Regions from separate parts of the Homo sapiens genome. Here region 1 is linked to region 2. Evidence: chromatin contacts called from ENCODE Hi-C data. All regions are on one chromosome and are shown on one strand. The core of a region is the stretch at or near the end of the contact, and the rest is flanking DNA. Distances in the headings are between cores, read along the strand shown.

What was found. A loop is a pair of places that touch in the nucleus more often than their neighbours do. Pooled maps may share reads with other maps.
Region 1: a loop to region 2 is called in a map of endothelial cell of hepatic sinusoid, with 2.6 times the contacts of the local background. The contact joins the enhancer-like site here to the promoter of LINC02873 in region 2. A Hi-C loop is called at or near these places in 2 of 168 maps with a recorded cell type or tissue (endothelial cell of hepatic sinusoid and mammary epithelial cell) and 1 of 50 pooled maps.

The regions. Positions count from the first base shown.
Region 1 is chr11:130,579,266-130,584,791 of GRCh38, reverse strand. No RefSeq gene overlaps it. Among named protein-coding and RNA genes, the nearest start is that of MIR8052, 85 kb to the left of the region's middle. Within about 2 kb of position 4,276, at least 10 of the 41 ENCODE cell types and tissues checked have a DNase peak (open chromatin) inside an H3K27ac peak, as active enhancers do; they include mammary epithelial cell, where a contact is called at or near this core.
Region 2 is chr11:130,669,071-130,674,633 of GRCh38, reverse strand. It overlaps LINC02873 (long intergenic non-protein coding RNA 2873), which reads right to left and starts at 1,678. Exons shown (of 3, transcript NR_164144.1): 1 at 1,446-1,678.

The DNA.
Region 1 (5,526 bases), core at 3,027-5,526, 92 kb after region 2:
GTGGCAGAGAAAGGGTTCCAGGGCACAGCTCTGCAGCCCAACCATCCTGACCTCAGGGGCACGGCAGGCAGCCAGAGGACGTTTTCAATAGTTACGCGTTTTGGAAGGTGAATGAGAAGCTATTCAACTCAGAGTTTGTGACTATATTTCCCTAATCTATTTTGTGGACCTCCCTTCAGGCTATTCTTGTTGGTATTATTAGGACACAGAAACAAAACTCACTGAAAGAATTTTGGAACTTCCTAGATGCCCAGAATCATTCTGCTTGGTCTAGAAGCATGAGAAGATACGTCTCAATATAGCTATAGCCTGTCTATCAGTTTTTCCATATGTTTTAACCTATTTGTCACATTCGTTCAAGAGTCCGGTTGGTAAGACTAAACCTTCAAAATAAAGATAGATGATGAGTCTCAATAGCCAAGAGAAGGACAAACCATAATTGTTAAAGGAACCCAGAGATCAGTGTGTCTCTGGGAGGGAGTCACTGGGAGCTGGAATGATGGTAGGGAGCATGAGCCTTTCAGCCAGGCTCAGTCCTCCAAAGCTGTGGCCTCTGGGTCTCCCTCTGCCGTAAGAAACCCTCAGCATCTGCCCCCATTCCAATGGCTGATATAAGGGCCCTTCCACTCTCCTGGGGGCAGTGGCCTGAGTCTAGATCCACTGGAGCAGGCCTCAGGGCAAAGGCTGCTCATCACCCCTTCAGGCCCCTGACCGTGAATGCACAAAAGAGTCCCTTTGTCGCTGTTACACTGGGACTTTTCATTCTCCCCAAGGCCCAAGAGCTGCTGTGTGCACAGAGCCCGCCTCCTGCCTTCCCAAGACACTTTGATCCTCCTCCCATTTGAAATCTTGCTGGCTTTTCAACACCCTCCCATACAATCATGTTCTTTTCTTTTCAGTAACCAAGCTGTTCTCCTTATTTCGCCTCAGTTCTCTCCAACAACCCTGACCAAGAAGAGTTCAAGAAGGCAGATCCCAAGAAAACAACAGAATCATCACGTTCAGTTAGTTACTGGCTAGGGTGAATATGGAACGCCTTGCATAGAGTTCAAAAAACATTTGTTGGATGAAAGGATGAATAAGTGAATGAAGTGCTAAGGGGAAATGACAGCAAAAGCCAGGGAAAAAACATAAAACAGTTTCTAAGAAATTGTATCAGGTGGTCTCTTCCATAGACAACTGGTCAACTCTGAATTTCCAGAGTTATCTTTGACTCCCCTCTGCCATACCTATGCCACGACTCTCCTGTACCCTTCGGTTACGTCTGTGTCATATTCAACCTTTTCTCTCCATTTTCTCTTCCATCACCCTAGTTAGTGTATTCTCATAGCTGGTCCAGTTCTGGGGCCTTTTTAACTGGTCTTTCTGCTCCTCTTTTCCATCTTGTCCATTCATGCTACACACCATCACTCAAAACTGGACCCAAGCTCCATCCTTGTGTAGTACCACTCTGAACATGTTTCACTTCCCAGTCCAAAAAGAGTCAAAGGTCTTCAGTGCTTAATGTACAAATATCTTGAATCTGATGCAAGGTCCTCTGTGATCTTTCTGTCTCTGTCATCACTTCCCCTAAGGTCAGCATATGTAGTGAAAAAGGATCTGGATGAGGGGTCATGGGCAGCGGTTCTAATCCACCCTACCATGCTTAGTCATAAAACCTTGGACAAGCCAGCTGAAATTTCTGGACCTAATATTCTCAACAGTAAAATGAGGAAATTGAGCTTGATGATCTGTGACGTCTCTCCCAATTCTAACATTCTTTTCTTTTTGAAATGGAGTCTTGCTCTGTCACCCAGGCTGGAGAGCAGTGGCCCAATCTTGGCTCACTGCAACCTCTGCCTCTTGGGTTCAAGCAATTCTCCTGCCTCAGCCTCCCAAGTATCTGGGATTACAGGCGCACACCACCATGCCCAGCTAATTTTTTGTATTTTTAGTAGAGACGGGGTTTCACCATGTTGGCCAAGATGGTCTCCATCTCTTGACCTTGTGATCTGCCCTCCTCGGCCTCCCAAAGTGCTGGGATTACAAGCATGAGCCACCGCGCCTGGCCAAAAATTACCTCTTCTACCAAAATGTCACTGGCTCACAAACATTCCTCTTACTTTCCTACCCTTGCTCTTCTGAAGATGTGTTTTTCTTATTTAGATGGACTTTCTTTCCTCTCACCCAAATCACAAACATCTTTCCTGACACCCCCTGAAACCCTATCTCTCGGTAAAGCTTGTCTGAGCTATCGCAAATTAAATGTCACCTTCTTCTGCCTCAGCTCCATCACAGGCATGGTACTCATCACATGTGACTCCAATTGTTATTACTTGGTGTATATGTGCCCTGCTTGTCGAACTACATAGTCAGCTTCATGCTGTAAGGTGGGAATACCCTTGTACACAGCAGGCAACCCGCACACGGGTGATGACTGGTTTCAGATGGTAAGAGCACCAGACCAGCAGTAGGACACCTGGGTCCTAGTCTCTACTGACCTTAAGCGTCTCACCTCTCTGCCTCTTAGCTTTCTCATCTGTAAAATCAGTGCTTTGAACTAGGTTACTAGCTCATCTCTGAGGTCCCTCCCAGAGCTGTGGTTTTCTGATAAAGAATGATATCAGAATGATTTTCTGATAAAAACTTCTTGGCGTTTCAGTTTTCCTTAGATTTTTTCAAAGCCTTTTTTCTTATTCTTGGGGCCTCAGCAATGGAAGTTGGAACTTTCAGATAAGGAATATCAGTCTCTCTCACCCAGCCCAGGCCATCTCTGGAATGCAATTGGGAGTTCAGCTGTAATGAAGACTGCGATGTGAATTTCCAGTTCATCTCAGCTAGCTGGATTATTCTTCAGGAGCAGACTGTTTACCCACAAAAGATGGGCTGTTTGGCATGAAAGGCTTCTCACTGTATTCTTTACACTTAACACCACCTACTGTTAGCCACAACTCCAATGCCAGCATCCTAAGGACAGGAGTTTAATAAAGTTTTAGAATATTTCCCTTCACAGATGGGCTAGAGACCAAGTCGAGATCACAGGCTCTTACACAGAAACCAGCATTGAGTTCCTGTTGGTGTTTCTAGAAACATAATTATTTCTGTAGTTACTGGTTTCAGTTAAGGCTGGGAAGATGCCTGAGACCTTTAAAAACATTGACATCTTAATCCAGAAAATAGAAGAAAAACAGATCCTCACAGTGGCAAATTTCATCTCCTGGTAGGACTGTCACAGTAATGCAATTATTGCCTGCAATTACCAAAGAATTAATAAACTTATCCTTATTCTCCAATTTGGCACCACATATTCACACACACACACACACACACACACACACACACACCCCAGCCCTCACCACATTCCAACAGTGGCTTCATTATTATATCATTTTAGGCAAGACACCACACTGTGTCAAGATTTTAAAGACATTAGCAAAATGTGCCATGGGGGAAAAGGCAATAGGATGAAACAAGAATTTCTTCTCTAAATGCCTAATTGTGTGCTGAGTCATCCGCCTTCACCCTTTCCCACCCTCGGGAATAACAACTGCTGTCGTCTATTGAGTGCTTAAGGGACTCCAGTCTGGGAGACTGGGCTGAGAACTTCAATGCACACATCTTTCAGTTAACCCTCATGGGAGGTAGGCACTGTTATTGTCCCCTTCTAGAGATGGGAACTGAGGTTTAAAGAGGGCTCAGAGCCCAGAATCACAGAATAAGTAGCACAGCCGGGCGTCAGACTCAGATCTCTGTGGCTCCAGAGCCCATGGTGATAGCCACCTTGAAATACAGCCATATTCATATCTTTTTGGCCTCACAGGGTGTCCTAATTCATTTCATTTGTTTGGATAAGTACAGATGGCTAGGATCACCCTAAGCTTGTCTTAAGTAGTTTCTCAGCTATTCCTGGGAACTTAGCAAGAAATGATAGCCAAGGTTCCTCAAGGCCACGTAGGAATATGAAGTTTGAATCCTTTCTTGATTTAGGGGGAAAGATTACTTCCCAGGACTAATACCTGCCTATTCCCACTTCCCTGCCTGGTCCCCACGATGAAAAGGAAAGAGAGCACTGAGTATCTAGAGTGGGATGGGAAACTGGGCCCAAGCCAGCAGGTTTAAATACCTTCTGTCTGTACAGCATCCTGTGAAGTGATAAAGGGAGGCGTGGCTGGGAAGGGGGTGAATCATCTCACCAAATGTTCTTTTGTCTGCAGAATGAATGTGGCCATTAATGCTGCTCAGCCTTCCTCTTCCAGAAAACAATGGAACTCGACTGAATCACTGACTCCCTTTCAGGCATCTCCTTTTGGCTGTCTGACCCAGCCCCCTAATTGAGACTCAAGCTGTTGTCCCTGGCTCAGCAATCGGCACCCATGCCAGTCCAGAGAATGGATCTGGTCCCATAGCCTGTGGCTATCTATGGTGCTCTGAGCTAACCCTTTGATGAAGAAACCAGAAAACCAAGATTTCATGCTCTGGTAGGGCAACATCTCATGGCATAGGACAGACAGTGCTACCTTTTAGATACCCCAGGTTCCCACATTAATACCCGACACCCTGTGGGAACAGGGTAGTCCTGAATTGAGATTTAAAGCCCAAGTAGAAATCTTCATTTTGGCCTCCCAAGACAAGGCCTCTAAGTATTTTGATCAGAGTTATCAGTGCTGACAGGCAAGTGATGCTTCTACTCCTATCCAACTACTGCTCCTTAAGTGGGTCCTGCCTCGGGAATCTTAGAAGGCTTGGTGGGAATGTGATTAGTGAGGCAGGCCTTGGGCATTTCTGGGTCCCTCCCTTCCTGTGACCCCCATCAACATGTCATCACAGACTTACCTAGCACCCAGGATGACATTGTAGAGAAAATATGGTTTTTAATGACTAAGCCAAAAAGTAATTCAGAAAAGTGGGACTCCAAATGTGAGAAAGTTTTAGGAATACTTTATTCAATCTATTTTACTCAAAGTTTCCTTTCTTAGGCATGTACAATTTTTTAAAAACTTATGTGTAAGTAAGTCTAGAAGGGCATTTTAAAGACCTTTTTTAAAGAAAACTGTTGAGCAGTGAGAGGAAAAGACCTTAATTCATAGTTGTTATGGTCTGAATGTTTTTGTACCCCCCAAAATTTATATGTTGAAACTTAATCCCCAATGGGATAGTATTAGAATGTAGAGCCTTTGGGAGGTGATTAGGTTTTGAGGGTGATGCCCTCATTAATGGGATTAGTGCTTTATAAAAGAGACCCCAAAGTGCTGCTTCCATCATCTGAGGACATAGCTAGAGGGCTCCATATATGAGCCAGGGAGCCAGAGAGAAGGCACTGACTGTGAAGCAGAAAGCAAATCTCCACCACACACCCAACCCGCTGGCACCTGAGCTTGGACTTCCCACCCTCTAGAACTGTAAGAAATAAATGTCTTTGTTCATAAGTCATCCAGTCTAAGGCATTTTGTTATAGCAGCCTGAATGGACTAAGACAATATCTTAGCTTAAAATCACGCAGCCAGGCAATGACAGAACCAAGACAGGAATCAAGGACCCATCCCCGGT
Region 2 (5,563 bases), core at 429-2,928:
AATAACAATAATACATTAAGAAAAAGAATTGAACCTTGATGCTTACCACACACCATATCTAAACATTAACTTAAAATGGATCATAGGCCTACAACTAAGTGCTAAAACTACAAAAACCCTAGAAGAAAATCTTTGTGACTATGGGTCAGACAGAGTCTTCTTAGATATGACACAGAAAACATGACTTAGAAAAGAGAAAAGCGATAAATTGGACTTCATCAAAATGAAAGGCTTTTAGTCTTTGGAAAACATTGTTAAGAAAATAAGACAAGCTACACATTGGGAGAAAACATGTGTAACACATCCATCTCTGTCCATGTTTGCTCACATTTCAATGTTAACTCTTAGCTTTATAATAAAATGGAAAGGATACCTTTTAACGGGGCATCACACTAACTGAAATAAAATTGGGTTCTGTGACCAAGGCAGAGAAGAGGAACGCACACTGGGTAAGCAACCAAGAGTGTGCTACATGTACAATATAAAATTATAAAAGAAAATAGAATCTCAGCAGGTGGTAGGTAACCAAGCAGGTCCCACAAGTCTGATCCTGTCTGCTGCAAGGTAGTAAGGGCAGAACATCATCTCTGCCCTGGATTCCCATCTGTGCCTAACACAAAGGAGGCCAGGGGAGAGAGCTCATGTGCTGATCTGGAATGCACAGACTACAGAGAAAAGGGCAGAAGAGGAGAGACCACCACGGGTGGAGCTGTCCACAAGGTGTGTGGAGGACATGGTCCTGAACTTGGCCTTCAATGCAAGGGATGTCAGGAAGCCAGAGGAAGGAGAGCAGGCCTTGGACTAGAGCATGGAAACAGGTGTTGGGTGCTACCTTCAAGGACCAAGAAGGCAACATGCCCTACCACAGCAGGAGGGGCATGCTGAGAACAGGAGCTGAAATTTCTCTGAGCCAGGTCAAAGCAGAGGCCGAAAGTGCCAGCCAGGGAATTTGGAGCTTGATGACAAAGTGGACTGGCTCTCCTAGAACCATGGGGTGACTTGATGAAAGTTGATTCATTCAGATCTGCTGCTTCTCCTCCAAACAGGACCCTGGTGATGGACTTTCTCCACACCCACCTTCAGGGAAGATGCACTCATTCATTTCAGCAGAGGAACGTCCCTCTTGCTGCACCAGTCACAGGCATTGGTCATGGAGCACCAGGGCTCTCTACTGCGGAACCTCATGCAGCCTCGCAGGCTTTCTCAGCACAGCACCCAAAAAACATTACCAAGTAGTCAGAACAGGCATTTGGGACACACCCAGCATGGTGGGGGCTGACAAACCCTACCCTTGTTCCCCCAACCCCACCCCCGCCTCCAGGGCCTCCCACTGAACATCTACCCCACCTCCATCGCCACCATCATTTCTCTTCTGCTGTGTGTGTTCTTCAGGCAGCAGCTGTTTTTCCTGTCACTGCATAATATTCATTTAAGCCTGATTTCACCTGGGAAAAATGCTGGAAATAAGCCAGACTCCAGAGTGATGTGGTCATGACCAGATCCCTCCAAGATGACCTGGAAAGCTGAGTCCACCTGAGCTCACAGGACGGCTGGAGCTGGGCCAGAATGGAGAGGCCGCTGGTGGGCCATGCCCCAGTGACCCCAGCCCGAGGGGTGGCAGCCAAGCTGGCGAGGAAGAGACAGAGGAGGACCATGTCAGAAACTCACAAGGACAAGTGAGGGGTCCTGGTGAAAGCATAATGAGTTTAATAACCAGGGACAGCCCTGATCATCCACCATCCAATGGTGTCCCCACCTGATGACTGGCAACCCATTCTATGGGTGGGTTTAAGGGTGGGAGGCTCTTTCATCCTGGAGCCTCTTCAGGTCTCCCAGAGCTGCAGTCGCCTCAGCAAGCAAAGCAGAAGAAAAGAGGCCACTGTGTTTATGGCTGGGGTAGCCGCTCTCATGTGAAAATCAGGGGGTGAAACAAGGTGCTTTTGAAACCTGTTCAAGGCCTCCTTCCCTCCCAGCAAATCATCAGAGGAGAGATTTTGCCTCACGCTTTTCTCTCATGCATGTGTCTGTCCCAGAGTCGCCATGGCAACACTGTGTATGTTTGCACGGCTGGAAGGATCCAGAGATGGAAAACGAGGCCAGGGTGGACCAGAGCAGGGAGTCCAGCAGGAATTCCTCTCTGATCCTCTGCAGGCGATCAGTTAACAGAAAGCTCCCTTGCCCTTCTGAGGTTAGTCATAGAGCCTGCTTCTGCCAACAGCTCACAGGAAAAAATCACAATCCTCAGCAGTGAGTCCTGGGAATGTGCATCAAAGCCTGTTTTCCCCCCAGCAGTTTTATCAGGTAGGGATTTGCCATGACAATTCCCCAGGCCCTGAAGCCCAAGGTGCCAGCACACACATGGCAAGGCAGCCAGTGCCCGGTCACAGGGTGGGTCCGGGAACCACCCCTCACTCGGTGGGAGACAGCAGGTATGTCAGGAAGTGCTCTGCCACGTCTCACCTGTTTCCCTCACGCCTGACACTTCTCTATGCCGCGTGGACTTGGAGAACCAAGCTCTGAAAATCTGTATGAGACCCTTTTTCTAGATGAGACATGCACCTCATGCTGATTCTCCCTCAGAAGACAGCCCCAGTGGGTGTTCTCTGTAATTCCTCAACAGACACAGCCAGCCTTTTAACCACTTCTTTGTCTCTGAATCACCTCCCAACCTTTTCTCAAATTGTGGGAGCCATAAACTGGATGACAGGGAGGATTCAGCCCAGCATGGAGCTCAAGGTGGGGCCAAGAACCGTATAAATGAAACTGATTTTTTGGCAAATCACGTGAACATATGCATATTGACCAGTATTTAAGCCAGTGTCTGACACATATTAGGTGCCCAAAAATATTTATTAAACAAATAAGTAAAGTTCCCATAGATAGCAGAGACATGGAAAGTGGTTCCCACCTAGAAGTTTGGTGAGTTTACTTTCATGGGGTACAGAAAGACTGTTAAATAGGAAGGGATGCTAGTCTAATTGCACTTCAAACCCATCCCTCCTCACTCCACAGCTCTGCCCCTTATATAAACCAATTCTCACAAAAACGTCAGGAGCAGGGAGTTCAATATTTACTTGGCCATGATGCACTTGGTAGATCTCAGTTGGCTGGTAGAGTGTATTTTTCCCACTCTGAGGGCCAAAGATTTTGGCAGATGGCAAATGGAGGTGAAGGGGAGACAGAGTAAGTTATATAAAATACCACTAACTCTCTTCTCCTGTAGGCAGTAAAAACAGCTTCCTAGATTATTAGCACTGAGCCAAAATAAAAATCCACTGAAATATATTTTACAGGATGGAGATACTGTTCTAAAAAGGACGTGAGCACTTTCCTGAATTTATATGCTGCTTTGTTGCTGATCAGTTCTGCAGCAATCCCAGAACTAAGGTCCTTCAGTCATTCAATGAACATCTGTCATCTACAGCGGTCATTCTCAACCAGGGCTATCTTGTTCCTTAAGGGGACATTGATAATATCTGAAGACATTTTTGAGTGTTGCAACTGGGGGAAGGGTGCTAGTGGCATCTTGGGGAGACCAGCTTCTAAACAACTTACAAGGCGCAGAACAGACCCAACCAAAAAGCATCATCTGCCCCAAAATGTTGGGAAAACCTAGAGAGTGACAGAAACACACAGTAGCACAAAGCGAGGCATCTGAGTCCCGGAGCCTCAGAGAAGGCTTATCAGATGGAGTGATGAGTGCACTGAGACATGAAGAAGAATGAGCAGGAAACATAATTAGGAAAGAGGTTCTCGAGCAGAAGGACCTACATAAGCCAAACATGGAGATGAACATTTAAAGAACTGCAAATAGAGCAGACATTCTCTCAACTACCCTTCCCTTATATTAACTCATTTTCAAAAAAGGCCGGTACAGTGGCTCACACATGTAATCCCAGCACTTGGGAGGCCGACACGGGTGGATCACTTGAGGTCGGCAGTTTGAGACCAGCCTGGTCAACATGGTGAAACCCCATCTCTACTAAAAATACAAAAAATTAGCCAGGTGTGGTGGTGGGCACCTGTAATCCCAGCTACTCCGGAGGCTGAGGCAGGAGAATCTCTTGTACCTGAGAGGTGGGGGTTGCAGTGAGCCAAGATTGCTCCACTGCACTCCAGCCTGGGCAACAGAGCAAGACTCTGTCTTAAAAAAAAAAAAAATACTGACGAGTGCACACACAGCACAGGAGCGTGCGAGGCCGGTGAGCCTGTGTACTTCCACTCCAGCGGATGAGTTATATGCTTAGCAAGGGTCAGCTGTATTTGTTCCCAAAACTGTTTATGCCAGACTTAATGTTATTTTAATTATAGGACTTAAGCAGGTATTATATAAACTCATGAAACATGATTACAAAAGAAAGTTGCTATTTTTATCCTAGGTAGAATGCTTTGAAGAGACTTCATGAGTCTAAGTCCTAAAAAGAAAATGCTATCAAACTAGATATGGAAAAAACAACTCTAATAGTTTTGGGGGGAAACGTTTTTAAAATGTAGAAGAATTATGTACTTACATTGCTTCATAAGTGTTCTTAAGTCTTGATTCATTTGTAATTAGAAACCATAAATAATCAATTATTGGTGTGGTTTATGCAAAAAAGATGATTCCAAACACCAATCAAGTTACATTCTAAGAAGAAGTCTTGGCCCTGTTTCAAGACATTGCTGAGTAAATATGGATTTCTGTGTTTTGAGTTGAAATAAAATACATATCACATGTATATGTCATTTTTGTATGATTCCCTGTTTTACCCAAGTTTGTTTTTGATCCATTTTTATTTTACTGTGGCAAAATATACATAACATGACTTTTACCATTTTAACAATTCTTTATTTTATTGTATTGTATTTTTTGAGACGGAGTCTGGCTCTGTCACCCAGGCTGGAGTGCAGTGGTGCGATCTCGGCTCACTGCAACCTCAGCCTCCCGGGCTCAAGTGATTCTCCTGCCTCAGCCTCCGGAGTAGCCGGGATTACAGACACGCACCACCACACCTGGCTAACTTTTGTATTTTTAGTAGAGACGGGGTTTCCCCACGTTGATCAGGCTGGTCTCGAGCTCCTGACCTCAGGGGATCCACCCACCTTGGCCTCCCAAAGTGCTGAGATTATAGGTGTGAGCCATCGCACCCAACCAAATTTTATTTTTTTAGTTTTAGATTCAGGTGTGTTATGTGGATAGATTGTGTGAGGCCGAGGTTTGGGAGCACAGTGCACAGCAGGTAGTTTTTCAACTCCTGCCCCTCTCCCTCCCTTCTTTTGGACTCCCCGGTGTCTATTGTTCCCGTCTTGATTTCCACTGTACCTAATGCTTAGTGCTCCCTTAAAAGTGAGAACAGGTGGTATGTGGTTTTTTTACTTGACATTTCTTTATTAATCTTTTCAGGTAGGACAGCTTCTGCCATATCTGCAGCTTCTGCCATATCTGCAGCTTCTGCCACATCTGGGTCCGACTGGTGCACAAAGCACGCAGAGGACATGACAGTGGATGAGGAATGAGAGATGACCTGGGGTCAGACTATGAAGGGTCTTTTAAGCCATGATGTGTTTGGACCTTGGTAAGTAA